Regions from separate parts of the Homo sapiens genome. Here regions 1 and 2 are each linked to region 3. A link is a loop called in an ENCODE intact Hi-C map of the cell type or tissue named here. Cell type or tissue: heart right ventricle. All regions are shown on one strand. Region 1 overlaps LOC101929727 (a long non-coding RNA gene). Region 2 holds the start of LOC105378414 (a long non-coding RNA gene). Region 3 overlaps LOC101929727 (a long non-coding RNA gene).

Region 1 (8,000 bases), 63 kb before region 3:
TATTGTTGCTGTTGATCACTGGCCATGGGTTCTCTCTGTAGGACCACTAGTTTGGAGAATTTAGTTTGGGGAAGGAACTTGTGGTATTTTCTCGCAGGGTGAAAAGGATCTTACATTAAAAGATTATATGTTCTAAGTTTTAACTAGTCTTTACTAGGGGTGACATGCTTCTGACAGTTTGGATGACTTTTAAGAACTTTTGCAAGGCTGCTATAAATATATTTTCAGTCATATTCATCATGAATATTCCTATACCCAGAAATAAGTTTGAAACAAAGAGAAGTATTTTGTCATTAGGTGGCCTCAGCAACACTCACTCTTTACTCTCCTAATCAAGTCTGGTCTGCCTCACACACAGGTCTTATCTAGACTTTTCTCTCTATCTTGATTTAGCTGTTGGCTCTGCAGATCCTAATGATAATTGAGATTAATCTTTAGGATATTTGTTTACTGTATATTTAGGAACTGCTAAGAAAACAGCCAATTTACAACAAGGTCTGCATACAAGATTTTCTGTCTATATGGCATTGAATTTGTCACCTAATTGTCTCCATAGGAAGTTTTATCTAAAAGCACCATGGTTTATTCCAGTGACACAGGCCTTTTCAAACTCCAGTTTGACAAAGGAAGCTCTTTTTTTGAAATACAAAAGCAAAGCAATCAAAACCATAAAATCAATAGCATGTATTTTCTTGCAGTGCTATCATTTAGAAGTGATTGAACAGATAGTGTTCAAGTTGAGGTTATTTGATTTGTTTTCTGCTTAGGATCTTCTGTCAGTCATCACTAGTTTTCTTTTTGGTGTTATTTGGCATTGTTCTATAGTCCATCAAAGCAGAAGCTTAAGAGAAAAATAACACTGAAGTTTTAGGAAGATATTTCATTGCATGTTTTACAATGTAAAAAAAATTATTGTGGAATTACAAATGATGGACCAAGAAAATTAGCAAAATGAAAAGAAACAGATGTGTGTTTATGTGTGTTTATCTCAGGCAGCAGATTATTGGGCAGGAACATTCCTGAGTAGAGTTTTTGACTCTTAGGAAAGGCTCAGGGTATGCTATGAAGGCCACAGCCATAGACAACCTAGCCATGGTTGCTCTGAATAAATCATGGATTCTGCCTAAGGCAGTGACCCTGTAGCTCAGCATTACCCAAATATATCTGTACAACATTAGTCCTCCAAGACGAATGAAGTTTCTATGGTCAAAGATGTTTGAGATGCTGATATGGTTTGCCTGTGCCCCCACCCAAATCTTATCTTGAATTGTACTTCCCATAATCCCCACGTGTAGTGGGAGGGATCCAGTGGGAGGTAATTGAATCATGGGGGTGGGTTTTTCCCATGCTGTTCTCATGCTAGTGAATAAGTCTCACAAGATCTGATGGTTTTATAAGTGGGAGGTCCCCTCCACAAGCTCTCTTGCCTGCTGCCATGTAAGACATACCTTTGCTCCTCTTTTGCCTTCTGTAATGATTGTGAGGCCTCCCCAGCCATGTGAAATTCTGAGTTCATTAAGTCTCTTTTTCTTTATAAATTACCCAGTCTCAGGTATGTCTTTATTAGCAGCGTGAGAACTAATACAGATGCAGATTCACAAACATAGTAGCAATCAGGAGTCATTTACAATATTGCTTAACCCAGTGTTCCTCAGAGCTATTCCCCTAGCTCTCTTTTCCCATCTAGTACCTATTGCTCACCTGTAAAAGTAGAGTCCTGGTGATCACACTTTGGGAAATGGCAATACCTTTTTACTCCTTAATTCCCTTCTGTGAGTCATAAGAACCATATCGACTACCTAATTTTGTTTATGAAGAGTGTGTTGTTATGGCTGGACAACTTTCTTACAATGATAACTTTAGATCTTGGCAATGTGCCACTTGTGTCTAACAGAGAGAAAAAAGAAAAAAAAATTTAAGATAACCCCAATGCTCCTAAAGAATTGTGGAATCTTTGTTAAGTCATTGAGCTCTCCATTCTGTCTTTTTACCAGTGAAATTAGGAGGCTGAACACTAGCTCCTCTCCCCTTTTCAAGGATTCTCCAAGCTCTGATATTCTGCAACCCTGATATAATGTTGCAGGTTCTTCTTTCCCCTCCCCAGCAGCATTCTCACATCCTCACACCCAGTGAGAGTCATTTCCTGATGGTCTACAGTCTGGTCAGTGTTCTATTCTCTCTGAAATCTCCAGTAACTGATTACAGGGGGTCAATGGGTTCTCATCATGTCTTTGAGGAGCTTCAAGATAACATTTTCTTGCTGAATTGTCAGTCCTTCACCTGAAAGTTTCAGAGCCACTTCCTTCCCTGAGCACGAGGCCTGAAGTTGCTTTCTGTGGAATAAGTGGGCCACTCCTAAAGGCCACCAACCCAGGTGAAATGCCATTGGATGGCAACAGTCACGTATCTTCTAGGCAGGGGCTAGGATGCCCAGTGGTGGGGGGTTCTGTCTTTGTCTTCTCTTATATATGATCCCAAGTAATTACTTTTCTTTTCCAACTTGATTTCAAATATACTACCTACTTACAGGAAATATGGAAAATTACACACACACACACACACACACACACACGGAAGAAAACAAAAATCACCCATAATAACAACGAAGAATAACATTGACCCAGGGGCTTTCTTTTTCATATAGCTCTGTCTCTATCTCTGTCATTAGGAGGGAATTTATTTCTTATTCCTGATGTTTCTTTCCATGTTGGGGAACACCCATTAGCCAAAACACTCCTAACTGCTTACCATAGCCCTTGCTTGACTCCTGGGGAGGTGGAGTGTTATTGAACTGGTGAGTTTGGGAGAGAAACAAGGTATGAACAGCCCCACTCCTACTTGTCTTTGTTTACTGGAGGGTGCTCCTGCCAAGGATATGTGGTCTCACTCGCTCTCAGCAAGCTAAGTGGGGAAGGTTTAAGGGAGGCCTGTGGAGTGGCCAGGTGGTTAAATCTGGCTGATTAGGTCCCCTGACCTAGACCTGAACTTCTGTACTCTACCAGATTCGCAGACATGCCTTGCTCTTTGTAAACCCCCTGAGTGAACACAACTCCAGTTCCCTTGTAGCCAGTCTTACCGTGCTTCAAACATACCCAGATCTTCCTGAACCCCCAGCAGTCAATGTTACATGGCAACATGATATTTCTGCTATAATGAAGTTATTATATTAATACTAATATATGTTTCTCTGATTGCTTTCATAAGCTAAAATTCCTTGAAGTAAAACGTCTAGGTCCAAGGGTGTGGACATTTTAAAGGATTTTGATATGTATTTCCATATTTGGGCTGATATTCAGATAATGGACCAAGCTCACTTTAGCATCAAAGGCATAGAGAATAGAATCCCTGTTTTGTTTTGAGCAGAAAGGCATCTTAGAAATTATCTGAAAATGTCAGCATCAGTCTTTCTTTGGTGGAGTCAACTCAATCATCAGACATCAATCTCTAATAATTCAAAATCACTGGGGGAAAACATCACAAACAAGTCTCTTATTTTTCTCCTTCCTATTCACCTCACAACCCTCCCAGTGGTCACACTGTTTCACAGGGCTCCAGTTCAGCCAGGTGGAAGGTCCGATCTCTGACTGCCTGGGGAAAGATGGTTTTAGAGTTATTGGTGCAGGACACACTCTGAGGAGCAGATTCACTGTTTCTCTAATCAGTCTGGCACCAGTGCCTTCATGGGGCAGTGCTGTAGAAGGATTCTTGCATTTCTCATCAAAAGATTAGGCTCTTAGGATCTCTTCATTTTTCTGAAAGCATTTGCTAAAGGTGTCCTCTGGAATTAGCACACATTGCCTGAAAATGCTGTGTGCTGACTGAGGGGGAAACATGGCTAGAACAGACCCTCTTTGTGCTGGGAGTACTGCCTGCTAGGGTGACCACCTGTCTTTGTTTTCTCAGGACAGTCCCAGGTTTAGCACTGACAGTCCAGGCAAACTAGGACAATCGGTTACCCTGCTCCCAAGTAAATGCCAGCCCTGAAATTCCTACCTTCAGGGTACTAACAAGTTAGACAATTAGACAGTGGAGATATTGATTTTGGAATGTCTGTTTAATATGTGGTAAAAATAATTTTGGGCTTAGAAACCAGAAGCTCAGCTTCTCTCTTCCCCTTGTTATGAGCTCTGAGATCTTGGGGGAGTTAACACTCCTCCCTGTGTTTCGTTTTTCTCATCTGTAAAACCTGAGTAGTAGACTTGCCCTGCCTGTTTCACCGAACGGCTCCAGGGAGCAAATGTAATATTGTATAAGAAGGCACTTTGTAAACTGTAAGAAGTGGGTCAGCGTAATGTGATTTTATTGTTCTAAGATATTTATGCATCAATAACACATGAGTCTCAGTTATGATTTATTCTATTTATTCTGAATTTTGTTTCTCATCCTCACAGTTAGGGGTAAACAAACACACATGTCATATGCTGTAGATGGTGACTGGGGCAAAATCTGGAGTTACAGCGAGGCTCAGGGAGCTGCTGAGATGTCATCCTTTGAAAAGGCAGGGTCATTACTTTTGGTGCCTGTAGGCCCCTCTGCCATCTGTGGGTCTCTTCCCTTTGCTGTCTCATAGGACAAAGAATGAGTTTGAGGTGAAGGTGGACTGAAGATTAATCCTATTCTGTCAGGCATGGAACAAGCTTTTCCAAAGAGCAATCAGTAAAGGAGTCAAGGATGGCAAAAAGAAGGAGATGCCTTGCCTTATTTCCTCCTTTTATTTTTTTCCATTTCCTAAGAGCCCAAGTTTGTGAAATGGGCCTCTAGTGGGAAGTGTTTTAAATGAGAAACTCCGTGGAACACAAAACATGATGGGCAATGTGAATTGCTTTTTGTGTTGAGTTTTTGGTACCCACATTTGCCTGACTGCAGTTTACTACTTGAGAGAGAGGAATAGAATGGAAAATGCTGTAGGCACTACAGAGGGCCCATTATCTCAAAATAATTCTTCCCTTTTAGAATGTCACTGCAGTAAGGCTGGGGGCAGAGAACAGATGTGGCTCCTAGTCAAGAATACTTAGAACCCAGACCAGAAATTGAACTATGGGAATAGCTGACATCCAGGACGAAAGGCCATTGTTGACTGGTTGGTACTGAGCAATAGTGTCTAGCCCCTCGAAATGCAAATGCTGTTGTTTGCAGCACAAAAGCACCAATTTTCCCTTTAACAGAGCGTGTACTATTAAAATAGCATGTCCTGTGTGTAGTTGCCGCACATTCTTTCCATTTTTTTTTTTTCTGTGTGAGTCAGAGTGCAGATTCTCGACAAGGCTGAAAAGAAAGAAAGCCATCTAATTTACATGGGCACAGAGTACCCACATCTGGATAGAGTTAGAATGAGCGGGAATTACTTGCAGCATTTAAATATAGGCGTGCAGACCTTCTTTCTTTTGACCATATGAGGCATTCACATGTAATTCCATGAAAGAAAAACCCAAAAGTCTACTTCTTATTAAAAGAGGCTGTTGTTGCTAGTGTGATTCAACCATTACAGGAACTGACCCAAACTTACAGGAATTGACCCAAACCTGGAGGCTGACATGAGTGGCATGAGGCCACCATACTCTCACCACCCTTCAGATGGTCAGAATTATACAATATTGTTGAAGGCATGCTAGTACCTACTTGTCTGTGCCAGGAGGTTGGCAGGATCTGAAATCTGTCCCAGTTGGAACTCATAAGCATTGTAGTAAGCTGCTGATGCTGGGGAAACTGGGTGGAAATTATCAATGGGGTCAGGCCCCACGCTGGATGAGTCTTGTGTGCTTTACCACCACCACTGATAGACCTGTTTCCAGTTCAAATAAGATGTGGGGAAAGGGAATATAAATAGCAGATACCCAGGCCCTAAAAATGTGAAAATGAATAGCTGATATACAGAAACCAGGAAAAATAGGGGAAAGATAAATGGCTGTCTTCTGAAACTAGGGCCTCATTAATACCTAATTACTGGCATTTAAGGAAGAACTATATAGATTTCACATATGAGTTGATACGTTTATTGATGTGTGGGTGGCAGTGGCATTACTAAAGACCTTAGTGAGGAAACTGGTAGACAATATAGAAGGTTATAATGTTAGAGAGTTAACAAGGCAGAAAGTATATATCACTTTATGGACTTGTTCTCAAAATGACCCACAAAGCATTATAACAACACTTAGCTCTATGCATTTGCTGAGTTCCACCTTCCCCATGTCAGATTTCTCTCAGATTATATCTGGTAGAATTTTAGGCATTTGGGCTTAACTTCCTCTATATGCTCCTCTCAGGCCTCTGACAGTCTTCTGAAGAAGCATGACAATATTATCATCTTTGCAGTTAGCTTTATCAGAGTTTCTTTCTGGGAGGGTAGCTGTCTTTATTTAGAAACAGTCCTTGATAAGTTGTGAATGATAAAAGTGAGACTCCTAAGGCAGGCATTGCACAGGCTGAAGAAAAGTGAAGAGAAAGCAAACTTGCTCTGCATTGGATAGAAGGTGAAAAATAAGACTGTGTGTTGAAGGAGAAGAAAGAGAGAATGAGGAGAGAAGACAATGAGATTGGAAAAGTTCCCAGCACTATGGCCATTGGGGACTGAAAAGACTTCCAAAAATAGAGATATCTGCTATTCAGTTTGAAGTTTCTTTTATTGCTGGGATGGGAAATCTTGTCTCCCCATAGTCAGGGCTTCAGTAAAGTCTACCTCTATAAATGTAAATTGCCTTTAGTGAGTGAATTTTTGGAGACCAAGGAACTGAGGAGTTTCACATTGGGTTTGATGAAATAGTGAATTGGGAGATAATGCATTAGCTGAAGTAACAGGAATTTGTAGGCAGAGGTATGGTAAGGACTGCTAAGTGATTACTGGTATCCCTCCTTTCTTTTCCTATCATAAAAAAACTGCTATGTTTTATCTGGGAATATTGCTGTCCAGGTAGAGACTGCATTTTCTTTTCTTTTCTTTTCTTTTCTTTTTTTTTTTTTTTTCTTTTTTCTTTTTGAGATGGAGTCTCCCTCTGTTGTCCAGGCTGGAGTGCAATGGCGCGATCTCGGCTCACTGCAACCTCTGCTTCCCGGGTTCAAGCAATTCTCGTACCTCAGCCTCCCAAGTAGCTGGGATTACAGGTGCCCACTACCATGCCTGACTAATTTTTGCATTTTTAGTAGATACGGGGTTTTACCATGTTGGCCAGGCTGGTCTTGAACTCCTGACCTCAGGTGATCCACCCACCTCGGACTCCCAAAGTGTTGGGAGTATAGGCATGAGACACCGCGCCCAGCCAAGAATGCATTTTCAAGCCTTTTTAAAAGTACGTGTCAACATGTGACTTAAGATGGTTAATATATGTGTAGAAACGATACGTATTTCTTTTAGGCTGTGCCTTTAAAGGAAATGAGCAAACATTCCCCTGCCACTTTCCCATTTTTGCTGGCTAGTAAATAATGAAAGAGCTGGAGCAGATATCTTGGACCCAAATATGGGTGGCAGATGTTGAGGATGATAGAGCCATCTTACTAATTCTTGCTTGCCAACATCTGGACTGTTATATGAGAGAAAAATGAAATTTTAGATGCAGTAAGTTGCAAAAGCACTATTATTTTATGTAACCTCAAGAAGAAAAATATACATACCCAGTTAAACTATGACATAATGCTTGAATGACATTGATTACAAAACACATTTCCATTTCAGAATTGTTTACAAGTGAAAATTTTGTATTTTAAAACAATACATTTCTTGTTTAAGCCACTGCACCTGGGATTCATTGTGTTAGTGGTTTATGCTATATTCCACCTAACATAGAATTTGCTATCAGAAGTGGGGTGCTGTCATAACATAACCCAAAATAAGTGGTTTAGTGGTTGGGCAGCAGGAGGCAAAGAAAAACATTGCAGGCTGAGAATCTGGTGACTCCTGTTACATCCTGACAAAATATTCAGAAAAATGTTCTCTAATAAAACTTTGAAAGACAGACTGTATGATGCTAGATCAAGAAACTTTGGTGAAACTGGTTGGAAAAGTCAGA
Region 2 (8,000 bases), 180 kb before region 3:
GATTCATCCTGCTAAACAATGGGGGAGAAGAAAACGGAGGGCACAAAAACCAACACAACATTTGGCCTGGATGGATGACTAATATCTTGCTAGACTACAGAAATAGGAAAGGAAATTCCAGGTTGAGCAAACAACTTGAGCAAATGCAGGAGGGCAGGATCATAAGAACAAGAAATGTCTTTTGAATAATTACCCTGGTACAGCTGCAAAATGGTGAGGTTGGTAGAAGGGGCTCAAGTTGATTCTAGAAAGATAAGCTGGGGCAAGACCAAATGTGTGTAGGCTTCAAGAGCTGCTTGCATGATGTTTGTTGACTGAATGAAGTATCGAAGTCGAAAATGGGAACAGTGGTTGTGACAAATTCTTGGCTACGAAATCCCTTTCATTCAGTCTCTGGGGGCTAATTGTTGCAAGTACTTGTCAGCGTCTGGACCACTATCCTGCAATCTCTTTCACCAGTGCACTTGGGTTCACAGCTCCCTCGTAATTTTTATGCTTCCTTATGTGTTAGAAGAATGCAATGACAGTATAACTGAAGGTCTAGCCCATAAGCAAATATTCTCTGATGGAAATATGCAATATGTTTGTCTTTTGGTAATAATAATAGCTAACATTTGTTAAATGTTTACTCTGAACCAGCCACTGTTATAAGCATCTTATGTATTAACTCATTTAATCCACATGCTCCTGCATGAGATTCTAGTATCTCCACTTAATATACCAAGTAACTGAGCTTCAGAATGGTGAACTGGCCAATGTAACCCAGTTGGTAAATAACTATTCTCTAATCATTAGATTATATGCTTACTTCTCCCTTTGGCCTTCCTGTCCCCTCTCTCCTGCCATACTTGTCTTCCCATGGCCCCTCTTGGGTCATTCAGTTTGCTTTTGTTCACCTCCAATCATCCATCAATTAGTGTCTGATGTTCAGATTCTTCTCTGTCTCTTACTTCCCGTTTTCTCCCCTATTCTTATGCTTTTCCCCATTTCTTGGTCTTTCCTTCACTGTCCCTGTATTGGCTTATTAGTTTTTCCTACTTCTGGTGTCAGCAATAGATCCAGTTATTTTAAAGGACCTTTCCTTTTTCTTAATCCTCATTTCTAAATTCTTACCAGCTGCATATAAAAACATAGCCCCAGCCAGGTGCGGTGGCTCACACCTGTAATCCCAGCACTTTGGGAGGCCTAGGCAGGAGGATCACGAGGTCAGGAGTTCAGGACCAGCCTGGCCAGCATGGTGAAACCCCGTCTCTACTAAAAATACAAAAAATTAGCCAGGCATGGTGGCGGGTGCCTGTAATCCCAGCTACTCAGGAGGCTGAGGCAGGAGAATTGCTTGAATCCGAGAGGCGGAGTTTGCAGTGAACCAAGGTCGTGCCACTGCACTCCAGCCTGGGCAACAGAGCGAGACTCCATCTCAAAAAACAAACAAACAAGCAAAACAAACAAACAAAACAGCCCCTGCAGACCTCATAGCTAACACAATCCCTGGTTTTGGAGAGGTGGCGGATAGTCAATGGGCTGCATATTCCAACGTAAAAATAAGAAATGTCATTGTAGCCATGTAAGTCTCATTAAAGAGGATTATGGAAATGCTGACAATAATAAATTTGTAAGACACGTAAGAGTGTATAAAATACTGCCGCATCTTGTGCTAGTAGCCTAATTTCTGGATTACTGTTTTTCTGACATTTTACACAAGGCTTCATTTTACCTAGTTCAGTATTTAAGATTGAGATTTTTTTCCTAAATGTGTCATTTCTGATTCCATCGAAGGAGTAAGTTTAGAGAAACCTCATGGCTAATCATGCAACAGTAGCTTGCCGGAATAAAGGCCATGACGTTTTGGAATTTTAGAGGAGTGAGTCTTGAGACCAACTCTAGGATGGTGGTGAGAGGGAGGAGGGGTGGACAATGGGGCCATTTTCAAAATCATTACACTAGGTTAAGTTAGATTTTTCCTATAAAGCCTCCCTGAGGTGCCCTTGTGTTTTTTTATCTGGCAACTTTCTTGGATAGAAAATAAACAGAGGACTTTTGGCTCCTGTTCACCACTGTACCTACAGAAAGCAACGTTTTGGAACTTGCAAGCAGCTTATGTGTGCATGAGTGTGCGTGCAGGAATTTTCTGGAGAGGCATGAGGCACTACTTTAATTCCCATGGATGCTGTTTGTTCCCCAGAACGGAAAATGTTCTATTTTTGGCCACAAGACATTTCTGAGAAAAAAAAAAGTTAAACAAAGCATGGCGACAAGCTCGTTCGTGTCGTTGTCTGAGTTTCAAGAAGAGTTTGGTGCGTTTCAGGGAAGAACTTCTTCATGGAGGCAAGGGGTTGGAAGTGATAAGAGAAACTCTTTAACTTGGAATCCTGAGATAGGACTTGGGTTTCTGGGCAGAGGTTGCACAGGTGGGTGGGTCCTGGCTGTGAAGGCTGCAGCCTGGCCTTTGATTGGGGGTGGCAGGTTGACAGGTGCAGAAAAAAATTCTGTTGCACCTGAAAAAGGTAAACACTTGAAGATAGGTATTCTCTGCCTGGCTGCTTAGAATGAACTTATCTGGGGCTACAACCTAATATTTCCCCCAAAGCAAGAAAGCCCTGTTTGCATCCCTGCCTTAGCATTCCTGTTGGCCACAAGCCTTTGTGGGGAAGGACTTCTAGGGGCAGGTTTCCAGCAGCCTCTGATCTCCAGATAACTTGACCGGGCCAGTCACATAGTGAATGAAATCATTTTGGGCCCTTCCCCCATCAGACACTTTTCCAGGAAATAGCTTTTTGCTGCCATGACCTCTTTTGCTGCTGTTTGATATCCTTGATATGAAAAATGTGAATGGAGACGAGCACCCCATTAACCAGCAGCTCTTAGGCAGCATTGCTTGTTGGAGGTATCTTTTCACAGAGGTGAGCCGGCAGCGCCCTGGGCATTATGGGAGCATCCTGAAGGTACGGGGCCTCGTGCTGCAGCCATTGGAGTGGCTGGCAAGAGTGATCACAGAAACTGTAAAGCCCTAAGCCCCTGGAAATGGAGCGCCCTGCGGCTCTGATTAAGGCTTGTGGAGAGGGAGCTGTATAATTGGATACCCTGAAGCAAACCTCGAGCAGAATCCTGTAAGGCAGCTTGGGATTTTCTCTCCCCAATGTGCTGTTGAAACATCCGTGAATTCCAGTTGGTGGTTGTTTTCATCTGCTTCAAGCCTAGCCCTTGGGTACAGATGCAGCCGTGTTTCTGGGTAATGTTTCATTCTTGGTAGGAAGGGCTGTTTCCTTCTCATGAAGTGATTCGATATCTTTGGAGTTACGAAATGAAGTGCTGGTGAGACCTGTTGTTACTTGTTGTTCCTTAGGCAGAGCGTTTCTGAGGAGCCCTGTTCTTGAAAGCAGCACTGAATTGACGCCTTGCGAGCTTGGGAGTTTTCTTCTTGGTTAACAGTCTTTTGAAACATGTACTTGGGATTCAGGAACTTGCATTGCACGGGTTCAGAAATGTGTCTGTCCCGCATGACCTCCGTTACTTGGAAGCAGCTGGGTATCTTGTGCCTTTATCCTCATGTATTCAACAAATATGTATCAGGTGCCTACTATGTGCCAGGCACTAGGGCAATTACCAGGCAGTCTTGCTGATGGGGGAGACAGACCATACATAAATATCTTCCCATGCTGGAGAGTACTAAGAACAGAGCCAGAGAGAGAATAGTGGTAGATATATTTCTGGCAAGGGTGGGCAAGGATGTTCTTTCTGGGGTGTGTGTGTGAAATTTAAGGTAATATCAAAAGAAGCCAGTAATGTGAAGAAAGGGGGATGGGAATGAGACTTTCGGGTAGAAGAAACAGCAAGTGGGCAAAGGCCCTGAGGTGAGAGAGCTACACCTGCCTGAGGAGCCTAATAGCACCTGTGAAGCTGGAGCACAGAGGAAAGATGAGAAACCCCTGAGATGAGTTTGGAGAAGTAGCCATGGGGCTGGATCACATAGTGCCCTGTGGGCCAAGAAAGGAGTGTGAATGTTAACCTAAGAGTGTCGGAGGGCCTCTGGAGGGCTTGAAGCAGAGGCGTGACATGATCTTCCTACAGTTTGGAAAGAACAGTCGCTGCTGTGTGGAGACTGGATGGGGTTGGAGGCAAGAGTGGATGCTTTAGAAGGCTCTTCCCAATGTCCAGGCAGGAGCTGACAGTGGTTTAACCCTGGGCCAGAGGGGTGGGGTGGGATGGCAGCAGCTCCTTCCTATCTATGTTCATTCTGGTCTCCTTCCATGTATTGTCCTTCTCACCACTGTTTTCTGGGGGAAAAGCTGGCCTTCTTTTACAAGAGCTTCATGGTGGACTGCTACTTTATTTATTTATTTATTATGAAACAGAGTCTCGCTCTGTTGCCCAGGCTGGAGTGTAGTGGTGTAATCTCGGCTCAATGCAACCTCCGCCTTCCGGGTTCCAGCAATTCTCGTGCCTCAGCCTCTCGAGTAGCTGGAATTACAGGCACGCGCCATTATGCCAGGTTAATTTTTGTATTTTTAGTAGAGACAGGGTTTTGCCATGTTGGCCAGGCTGGTCTTGAACTCCTGACCTCATGTGATCTACCCACCTCGGCTTCCCAAAGTGCTGGGATTACAAGCATGAGCCACCATGCCCCACCAGGACTGGTACTTTAGACTCTTCCAAAGTTATTTAAGTAAATTGATCCATGTGATTATCTCAGTAATCCTGTGAGGGATACAGGGAGCTTAGGATATTGTCCTTCTGTGACAGATAAGCACGAGGGAGGTTCTGGAGGTTATAGAGAGTTCCTAGCAGAGCCAACTTCCTGCACACCCAGCCCAGGCCTCTCTGCTGCTCCATGGGACCTAACCTGTAGACTTTTGGTTTTGTACTGTCACTGTGGATTATGACTTTTATTTCTAAAAAAAAATTGTTAAAAAGGTAAAATCTGATTCAGGGAAATACAAAAGAAACACCCTTTTTTTTTTTTTTTTTTTTTTGAGCCAGAGCCTCTTTCTCTCACCTGGGCTGGAGTGCAATGGTGTGATCATGGCTCAATGTAGCCTCGACCTCCTGGGCTCCAGTGATCCTCCCATCTCAGCCTCCCAAGTAGCTAGGACTAAAAGCCTGTGCCACCAAAGATTTTATTTAATTCATTCATTAATGAGGGAACCAGTAAGATGGCATATCCTGTTCAAAGACTAAGAAGTGAGGATATTTATAGGCAATTTAATAAAAAAATTGTTAGGATAAGATTACTGGGTTAGATATAAACTGGTTAATGTCCAACAGGCCACAAATCTTTGAGGTTATATGTTCCAGCAGACAGAAATGATCAGTGTCTCTACTGGACAAAAATATACAAGATAATAGATAAATTCACTAAGTCAGAGACCTTAAGTCACTGGCAAGCAATGAAATGAACTAAGTATATTCTCCTGGGAAATTCTCTGGAGGACTTGGAAAGGTGTGCCACTCACCATTTTTGCCTTATTTCCAAGTTTTAGCTAATTTTTATGACCCCGTTACTCAGAGCAGCGATTCCCTTGGTATAATGCCTTTAAGATGATGTTTATGGAACACCTGGGGATTGAGGTCAAAAACCAATAAGGAATGGATACATTAAAATGCAACTCAAACTCCCCCAGAATGAGTTGGGACTCAGTCATTTATCAGACATCTATTGAGTCCTGCTCATGGGTATGCAGAGCCCTGTGCTAGGCTGTGGGAGCACAAAGCTTAATACAAAACAGTTCCTGCCCTATGGACCTCATAGTCTAGACAGGGAGGCAGACACGTAAACGGACACATTCCAATTCATCGTGATAAAAGCCAAGCAGAGATGTGGGGATTGTGTGGGCGCTGGGAAAGAGAGCGGTGCCCTCACCCTGAGAGATCCAGGGGCACTTCACAGAGAAGTTTTGGTTTGAGGGATGGGCAAAGGGTTGCCAAGTTGAGAAGGGGTGTCACAGGGAGGGCCATTTACGTGGGATGTCAATGACCACCCTGATAAATAGCATGGATGTGAGTAAAGAGATTTACATTTTTGGTATGGCAGATTTTAAAATTTATCCTCAATTCTCACAGCTAGTCTTAGAACGCTGAGGTTCTGGGGGGTGGGGAGGGAATGGGAGTGGAACAGGGAAGGAGAAGTTGGAGTCTCTTGGGCAAGCTTGCAAAATTTTCTTCAAATATTAGGTCAAATTCTCTATAAAAACCCTATTTAAAAGTTTTTGAAAGACTTTGAAGTCCCAAAGAAGCAGGAAGTTAATTAGAGTGGCTTTGATATCTTAGGGTATGTTTTAACAGCTGCTTAAGACAGTTTAAACAATAAGAACTTATGTGGTTTGGGATGCGTCTGTGATAGTCAGCCCCGGCCAGAGTGTAATATCATTGCATCTGAGAGTTAACAGCAGTTGGCTTTAATTTTAGAAAGAGTTCAAGCCAAAAAGTTCTCTAAAACCCAAGAGAGGAACTTCTAAAGAGGAAGATTGCTCTTGAAGAATGTGTTTGGGGGTCAAAGATGAATTGAGTAGGGAACAAATGATCTTAACTTTGTCCTCGCAGGAGCACAGAACATGCCCTTTTCTGAGCAATTCTCTTAAGTTGTGTTTAACCAGGGACATTTGTTGGCAGCCGCCATTTGCAAAGGGGTCCAAATGAGGTGAATTAACATCTGTAAGGAACACTTGAATAACACAAAGGGTGTCCAACCAATTTACATTTCCTGGGAATTGTCATTGTGCTTGAAGTAGTTTGTTTCCTTCCTCAATACCCTCAGCCTTCTTCAATATTTAAGACGTTTTTGACATACTGTTTCTTAGCCTCTTCCCCTGGTTGGATCTCCTCTATGCTGGAGAAGAACATGTTGAGAAATACTATGATGAACAGTAAGGATCTGCCTGGGGAACGGGATTTCAAGAGACGATGGGAAGGCTTGCTCTGGTGGCCCTATGTTGCTGCTGCTGCTAGGGTGCTGATGACGGCCATGATGATTGTGGTGGTGGTGGGTAGTTGATAGTGATGATAATGATGATAATGATGTTAGCTAACATTTGAGGCTAATATTTATATGATAGGCACTGTGCTGAGCATTTTATACTCATTCTCATGTGGTAGGTATATTTCCTCCATTTTACAGATGTGGAAACTGAGGTTCAGAGAGTGCCAGTGACTTGTCCATGCGTCCTTCCATCCATCTTATATTTGGCTTCCATTGAGTTTCCTACTTCTCCACAATTTACACAGTAGTATATTGCATCGTCTACCTTCATATGCAAAAATAGACTAAAAACATAAAAGTGGTTTGTAATAATACCACATGTTCTCACTTATACATAGGAACTGAACAGTGGATACTCATGAACATAAAGATGGCAGCAATAGGCACTGGGGACTGCTAGAGGAAGGAGGGCAGGGATTGAAACCTGTTGGGCACTATGCTCACTAACGGGGTGACAGGATCATTCATACCCCAACCTCAGCATCATGCAATGTACCCATGTAACAAACCTGTACATGTACCTTCTGAGTGAATCTAAAGTAAAAGTGGAAATTATGTTTTTATAAAAGTGGATGTAGAGAGGTACTTTTGGTAATGGGCCAACGACTGGCTGACAGATGACTATATTATTCCATTCAAGAGAGACAAATCTATTTTCCAAAAATACTTCCTTGGGAATGTCATGCCAGTCTTCCAAGGATTTCCCATTTTCCACAAAATAAACATGAAATTCTTCTGCCTGGACCATGCGTCCTGGCCACTCTGGTGGGATATGAGTCTGGGGCCTAATTGAGTCCTTGCTTGCTGCTGCAGTTGGAGAGTGTCTTGTGAAGGTTACTGTTTGTTTCTTTAAAAAGTGCCATCAGCACATCTTTTCTGAAGAAAAGCTTGGGTTTATTAATAAAATGAAATGAAAACTACACAAGACCACATTTTGGCAGCACACACACTCACGCTGAATGGACTGAGAAAAGATTGGCATGGGTCCTTCCTCAAAGGTAATGTGACTGTTTTTAAAAGTCTATCT
Region 3 (8,000 bases):
AGAGATAGATTTGTGAGGGACCATTATCACTTTACCCCCCAATTCTCTTGGAGACTAGGGCATACAGTAGGCCCATTTATCACAGTTGCACCTCTACCGTGACCTGAAATGTGTGAACCTAGGTTATCATGTTTGCACACTCGAGAGCCCCAACTCTCCTTATGCTGTGGCTTCAGCTGATTAACATCGTCTGGCCCCAAGGAGAGCCACAGACTGGTAAAGCCAATCAGATCCCTTCTTTTAAGAGTTTTAAATCACAGAGAAGAAGATTCCAGTTGGTATAAATCCTTGAGTGAGGAGAAACTGGAGATTGAGGCTAAATTAGCAATATTGGACCATGCCCAAAATGAGCACTCAGAAAAAAAAAAAAAAAGGTAAGGAGAGAAACAGAGAAAAATGGAGTAGATGCACAAAGGGAGTCAGTCTGTTCAGGCTGCTGTAACAAAATACCTTAAACTGGGTAATTTATAAATAATAGACATGTATTGCTCACAATTTTAGAGGCTGGGAAGTCTAAGATCAAGGTGGCGGTAGGTTCAGTGTCTGGTGAGGGCTCTCTGCTTCACAGATGGTGTTTTCTTGCAGAGTTCTCACATGGCAGAAGGGCAAGACAGCTTCCTTTTCATCTTAACCACCTCCTAAAGCCTCACTTCTTAATACTATCACATTGGTCATTAAGCTTCAAAGTGAAATTTGGAGGACGCATTCAGATCATAGCAAAGGGTAATGAAGGCATGAGAAGATATGAGAAAGACCATGAAGGTTTTGAAAACTAGAAGGAATGGTTTCCAAACCCCGCCATGATATCTGATGGGACTTCTTTGCCACAAGATGCTGCCATGTTTTGGCAGAGAGTGGGCACTCTGTCTGTTGGATAAATTGTTGATGAAATAACCCTCCTTCTTTCTTGGGCTACTTTGAGTAGGTTTTTGTTCCTTATATCCAAAGGAGCTTCGATTGGTATTATATAACTTTCTGTAGCTGAAATAATAGGTTTGTAGCTCAATCCCACTGTCAGGCAAGCATTCTTGATTGGGGTTAATAGGGATCTCTTTATTCCCTCAGGTTACGTGCAATCTTTTCTGTTTATGTCAAGGTCATATGTATATGCATGTAATTCAAATGATAACACAAATCATTTACTGAGCACTTATTTTATGACAGTAAGTAGTGTATTATATGCATTGTCTCATTTAATCCCCAACCACTCCTATGAGATTGGACATTTTATTCTCACCATTTATAGATTAAGAAGCCAAGTCTTGGTGAGGACAAAGAAGATATTCAAGATCACCTGATAGGTATCTTACTGGAAAATCCAATGATTAAATTGCTATTGATTTGCTTCAGGCTACAATAGGAAGTATGTGGTGTATCAATGAAATGATATCTGTGTGGATATTTGGATTTAATTTTCATTTCTCTCACAGTTGGAAAAAACAATTTTCAGTTTCTACACCCACTAAATAAGGTGTACTGATATATGCCTCCTACTATCTCAGTGATGAGACCTCTTCACGAGTGTACACATACAGCTGCCAAAAGACAAAAAATTATTCAGCTTAGTGTTTTACGCTTTAGATTCTAAGGGGTCAGTAATGACATACCTTCTGAACTTTGTAAGAAAAAAAATCCAGATTTGTTACTGCCTGTTGAGCTAGCAAATGGAAGAAATTAAAGTTTCAATAACACCCTTTCCTTTTCTCAATTCCCTTCTCATTAAATAGTATAACTGTGGTTTAAAACAACTGGGAGCTGGGTGCGGTAGCTTACACCTATAATCCTAGCATTTGGGAGGCCAAGATGGGAGGCTTGCTTAAGTCCAGGAGTTTGAGACCAGCCTGGGCAACATAGCGAGACCTCATATCTACAGAAAATTTAAAAATTAGTCAGATGTGGTGGCAGGCATCTGTACTCCCAGCTACTGGGGAGGCTGAAGCAGAGGGATTATTTGGACCCAGGAGTTCAAGGGTGCAGTGAGCTATGATCAAACAACTGCACTCCAGCCTGGGCAACAGAGAAAGATCCTGACTCTACACAAAATAATAATAATAAAATAAAACAAGTAGGGACCAATATAGGGTTGCTAATGTATTATTTTACTAAGTAACTAGTTATTTAATTAAAAGTAATAAAATTTAGTTACTAAACACACAAATAGGCATAATTTAGACTAAAGGATGGCTCTTTAAATGAAATGCGCTTAGCTATATAAAATATTTACATCAGTGTCCTATTTTTTTTTTCATCTCACTAAGAACTAGGAAAACTTTGCTGTGAAATGAATTTTGTGAACTATTACTACTGGAGTGTTTTGTATTAGCTTGCAATGAAAGAGACAGAAAATTTGCTTAATATTTTAAAAATGTTATTGTGTTGGATCAATTTTTTGTGTGTACAGTTTTCCCAACTTTTGAACTGTTGAAGTTCTCCTCTGAGGCATTGCTTAAAGGCAAAGAAACTGAGAACACACAGTCATTGCCAGATATTACAATCCAAGACATATTTATTCAGCCCAATGTCAAAGACATCAAAATGGACATTTTTAGCCCTTTATCTATGCACGGTTTGTGCAACCCTTGGTTATCTAGCTTAAAAATGTTAATTTCAGTCTTCAATAAACAACTAGACTCAGAGATATTAATCCCTGCAATTAACGTCTATCCCAACTAGCCATATGCCTCTGGATATAGTTGGAGAAGAATTTCAGCTATCTAAGACTTATGAGGTCCCAGCTCCAGCTGGGACTCAAAATCATGTTTCCAGAACACAAAGAACACTTGATAAAGTTGGAGAGAGATATTTTTTGAAAATATGTCACTAGGCAGCTTGGGAGCAATTTAGCAGCACCATCCTACAGGGTATGAATTTAACCTTTGCTCTCTGAAATGAAGGTCAGCAAATTTGTTTTTACTCTACATATCTTATAATCAATTCAATGTCTGGGTAAATCAGTTTCTAAAGAAGAGGCTGTGTTTGCAGATAAGTGATACTTTCACCCTCTAATTTTTTAACCATTTAACCCTCTCTTCTCTGAATTAAAATTCTTCTCCCTTCACTTTTTTTTTTTTTTTTTTTTTTTTTTTTGGCAGTGGAGGAGGAATCTAAAAACTTAAGATGCAAAATATTAAAAGGGGAAAAATACCATACTGTTGTCTGCAGAGGGTAAAAAGAGTCCAGCAAAATGTCTTTTTTTTCCTTCTAAGAGATGAACATGTGAAAAGATACTTTAAAAATCTGTCTGTTCACCTGAAGCTTTCTTGCGAATCCATACTTTAAACCAGGGTTGACAAAGAATAGCCCATGGGCAAAATCCAACCCACTGCCTGGTTTTGTAAATAAAGTTTTAGTAGAACACAATCATGCCCATTCATTTAGTTATTATCTATGGTTTTTGGACTACAACAGCAGAGTTGAGTAGTTGCAAGAGAGGTCATATGGCCCAAAAAAGACTGAAATGTTTACTATCTGGCCCTTTATAGAACATGTTTGCTGATTCATGCTTTAAATCAAAGAAAGAGTCTTGGAGAAATGACATGGTGAAAATACATCCTTAGCCTAGATACAGCAATGGCTTAGGGGTAAAGGAGAGTAGATACTGGTTTTAATCCAAGCATTCACTTTGTAGAAACATAGAACAATATCAAGCTGATGAAATGAACAATAGTTGGGAATGCACTATAATGAGGTAAAGACATAATAACTAAATTTACTCCTCTGATTCTCCAGCAGCTTATCTAATAACAATATGCTATGGTAGCGATGAACCCAGCATCCTCAGCTAATGTCAGCCATTTGGGAATAAGAGTTTCTTCCCTGCAGCAGATGTGTGGCTCAAAGTTCACCACGAGTGCACTCACAGAGAGAGCACAGCATGTGTTGTTCTGTGAGGGACCAGTGCTGGCCTGTCAATGGAATAGCTAATTTAGTTAAAGGACTGGGGAAATAGTGGGGGTGGCAGGCTAGAACTTGGGAAAAGAAGAGTTTTAACCCTTTCTGGGTATGACTTTACTTTTCAAATAATGATAATTCTGCTGCCTATAGAATTTGAACCAAGAGAATGAAATGCAGTTTATATCATTCCTTGCCAGTCATCCTACATGGACAGCTGCCAGGAGGCTGATATGCAGAGGCGATCATTGCATGCATGGTTATTTCTGTCGTAGACGCTCGTCATCCCTTGAAATTGCTCTGCTCCTAAGATTCCAAATTCCAGCCTCTGCTTGCTTGTCTCAGAAGTCTAGTACGTGGACTAAGGAGGGTGGGCTTCCTCAACTTCCCTCTCCAACTAAAACTGCCGGGTATTCATCCTGGGCCTAGATTTTTACATCTCTCTTGGAAGAAGGGCGGAGACTCACCTCGTGGCTTGTGTGTTGCCATACTTTCTGATTTCTTTAGACCATTGCTTTGTCATCTTCAGGTTATTCCTCTCTTTCCATTTTCCTAGCAAACATGGTTTGGTCTTACTTACCATAAATATGTAAAAAATCAAAAACAAAAACAAAACTCTTTTCCTCAACTTTGCTGTTCTCTTTTGCTGCTTTCCTAGTGGCTTAAATAAGTTTATTTCTTGTACATGCAATGGCCACAGAAGATTGGGTGGCTTTTCTCAAGAGGACTTATGCTGTATTCAGTGATTCAGCAATCACGGGTTTTTCATCTTTCAGTTTTGTTGTTTCTGCACAGGGCCTCCCCCATGACCACTGCAGCAGGGATGAATCTGGCACAGGCTTTTCCCTGCCTCAGTCCAGAAAGAACCCACTTCACATTTCTCTGAAGAACTACCACATACTCTTCCACAGTGCAAGGACGCTGGGAAGTACCATTTTCCGTGTGCCTGGAACGGGAGTAGAACCAGATATTGGTGAATACAGTAATGCATTCCACAACAACTTCCATAAGGAAGTGCCACTACTTCTTCGGTGTCCACCACTGTCTTCCAACCCACATCTTCTCAAATCTGGTTTTTGCCACAATCACTCCACGAAACTACCTTTGTTTTTGCCTTATCTTTTCCTTACAGTGATCACCTTGTCTATCTAACCACATTATCTTTGCTACTTCTGCCTTGGTTTCTTGGCGGAATTTGATCCAAACTTTATCTCGTTTCTTCCTGAATTCACTTTTTGGTTTGCATAACAGCACATGTAGCATCTCAAGCTTTCCCTCATCCTTTTATACAGACCTTCTCTCAGTTTCTTTCACTGATTTCTCTTCCTCTTCCTCCTACTCAATGTAGGGAGTCCATGTAGCTCAGACTTTTCTTTGCATTCTCTATGTCCTCACCCTTGGGCTTCAGCCTTCAGCTCTGAGCATGTAACTCCTCAGTCAATCAATCAATCCATCAATCCACCCATCCATCCCCTTCTTCAGATCTAGAATTACACCTCTAAATTTCACTTACATTACACTTCCACTTTTAAATGGACATAAATTCATAAATTCATAAGGTCTAAAAATAAAAGATCTTCTTCCAACCTAACAATTTCTATTAATAGAACTGTATCTGTTAGAATACCTGGGATACATGACAGAATACCCCAATTCAAGTGCCTAAAATAAAGAAATGTATTATCTCAACTAGTGAGAAGTTGAGGTGCTTCTCTCAGCTCTGCCTCGATGTGTGTATCAGTTCTGGCTTCTGTTGGCTCCTCTCACAGTAGTTAGACCCCTCTAATAGCTCTAGTGGTCATATTTAGAGGCTATATTCAGCCTCCAGAGGAAAAGTAGCCAACTTTCTTGTTTCTGTTTAAGAGTGGCAGAAGCTTTCTTGGAAGTCTCCTTAGCAGTCTTCCCTTTGCTCCTTAAAAAAAATTACTAACAGCTTCATTGAGATACAGTTTACATATTATGTAAGTCACCTATTTAAAGTCTATAATTCAATGGCCTTTTAGTACATCCACAGAATTGTGTGGCCATAACCACAATAAATTTTATAACATTTTCATTGCCCCAAAAGAAACCCTTTGTCCATTAACAATCACTCCTTGCTCCCCTCTCTCCCCAGTCTCTGGCAACCATTAATACACTTTCTGTCCACATGGATTTATCTATTCTGAACAGTTTGTTTAAACAGACTCATATAATATGTGGCCTTTTGTGTCTCGCTTCTTTCATTTAGCATACTCTTTTGAGCTTATCATTGTTGTACTGTGAATCAGTACCTTATTCTTTTTTATTGCTGAATAATATTCCATTGTGTGGATATGCCACATTCTGCTTATCCATTTCTTGGTGGATGGGCATTGGGGTGGTTTCCATTCCTTTGCTTCTTTTGCTAAGAATTTCTGCAGCTGCTTATGCCTAATACAATCCCTGGAAAGCATGGACAAATGGAGCCACCTGGATGATGTGGACAAATGGAGCCACCTGCATGACTTGGAGAAATGGAGTTGTCTGGGACAAATCAAGACTCATTCCTCAGGTTGAAGATGAGTCAATCTTCTCTGAAGCAGTGGCCACTTAGAAGAGGCTGAATATTTGAACAAAACTGGATTTCTGTTAGAAATGAGGAAGGGAGGGCTGGTAGGGAATGTGGGATAGACAAAAACAAGCAAACAAACAAACAAAAACAAAAAACAAAGTAACAGACCTGCTGCAGGTAACAACCAATTTTTTTTGTAGTTCTGAAACTTTGTCTTTTTCTTTCTCCTGACCCGTGATATCCAACTGGTGGCCGAGCTTGTCTATTTGATCTCCATGGTTTCTTCTCTCTCGTTGCCCTCATCCACCTGAGTCGCCCCCTCTGCTTCATGCTGACATTACTTCTCAGCCATTCTTCCCTAACGGCCTCCTGCTGAGACCCGTCTTTCTGTCGTGCCTTCTTCCCCCTCCAATGCATCTCACACATCTTGGTGAGTGCAATCTTTCCACAGCGTACATCTACTGGTAATAATGTTACAGCCCCTGCTCAACTCTACTGCCTATAAAACTAAGTCCAAATTCATTACTCACACAAATAAGGTCAGTCTCAGCATCTCTTTATTTATCTGTCTTAGCCACAAATCTCTTCCTTTACTTATATAGCTCCAACCTATTATTTGAGACATCTTAGATAATAATAGCCAACATTTATTGAGATGTTGTGTGTCAGTGCTGTTCTAATACTCATGGGATTATCCCATTGGTTCCTCCCAAGAAGTCTATGGGATTGATACAATTATTAGTACCAATTAATAATTCATACAATTGTTAGTTAAATATGAGGAAATCAAGGCTAAATATGTTGTCTATGATGATATAGCCAGTAGGTAGTCAGGCCAGGATTTACTTCCAGGCAGTTTGATTCTTATGTGGAAACATCTCCTTCCTGAATCCTTTCCTGATTCCATATCCCTTTCCTTCATTACCTCCTCTAACCTCTCAACCCACCCTCAATTACTGCAATTTCTCCCTCCTTTTTAATCATATAGCATTTTCTTTATAGGGCTGAGCTTCATCCCCTTCAAATTCATATGTTAAAGTCCTGGCCCTCAGTACCTCAGAATGTGACTGTATTTGGAGACAAGGCTTTAAAGAGGCAATTAAGGTTAAATGAGGTCATTAGGTTAAGCCTCTAATTCAATATAACTGGTCTCCTTATAAAAAGAGGAGATTAGGATACAGATGTGCACGCACAGAGGAAAAACCCACGTGAGGACTCACTGAGAAGGTGGCCGTCTGCAAGCCCAGGAGAGAGGCCTCAGAAGAAACACCCTGCTGACATCTTCATCTTGGAATTCTAGCATCCAGAACAGTGAGCAAATACATTTCTGTTGTTTATGCCACCAGTGTGTGTGTGGTATTTGGTTATGGCAGTCCTTGGAAACGTATACACTTTCTGGACCTCAGTCACCTCATCTGTAAAATGGGTTGCTGGAGGATTTAGTGGAATAAATTTCTCAGCACAGTGCCAGGCACTTTCTTGTACAGCAACCAGCCAACAGCCATTTCTCCCTTCCTGTCATCCTAAGGTGACCTTTGGGGACAGAAGTGTCAGGGCTGGTAGGGGCGTAAGGCTG

What was found. Hi-C counts contacts between places; a loop is a spot of excess contacts. Peaks named below come from ENCODE experiments on the same cell type or tissue, not always from the same donor. Only the 100,000 strongest peaks of a DNase experiment are listed, where the experiment ranks them.
Region 1: a loop joins it to region 3, with 1.9 times the contacts of the local background. A loop is called at or near these places in 4 of 110 quality-filtered maps.
Region 2: a loop joins it to region 3, with 2.0 times the contacts of the local background. A loop is called at or near these places in 3 of 110 quality-filtered maps.

What each region holds. Positions count from the first base shown.
Region 1 is chr10:88,160,893-88,168,892 of GRCh38, forward strand. The region is part of intron 1 of LOC101929727 (a long non-coding RNA gene); the gene reads left to right. Among named protein-coding and RNA genes, the nearest start is that of PTEN, 300 kb to the left of the region's middle. In heart right ventricle, no CTCF peak of the experiment used is centred here; no DNase peak of the experiment used is centred here; H3K27ac peaks cover 341 bases.
Region 2 is chr10:88,039,584-88,047,583 of GRCh38, forward strand. It overlaps LOC105378414 (a long non-coding RNA gene), which reads left to right and starts at 2,683. Exons shown (of 2, transcript XR_001747303.1): 1 at 2,683-2,900. RefSeq lists a silencer at 2,749-3,043. In heart right ventricle, no CTCF peak of the experiment used is centred here; DNase peaks (open chromatin) are centred at 3,368, 6,085 and 6,601; H3K4me3 peaks cover 535 bases; H3K27ac peaks cover 3,944 bases.
Region 3 is chr10:88,223,680-88,231,679 of GRCh38, forward strand. The region is part of intron 1 of LOC101929727 (a long non-coding RNA gene); the gene reads left to right. It also overlaps a transcript of RNLS not described here. Among named protein-coding and RNA genes, the nearest start is that of RNLS, 360 kb to the right of the region's middle. In heart right ventricle, no CTCF peak of the experiment used is centred here; DNase peaks (open chromatin) are centred at 3,872 and 4,162; H3K27ac peaks cover 4,169 bases.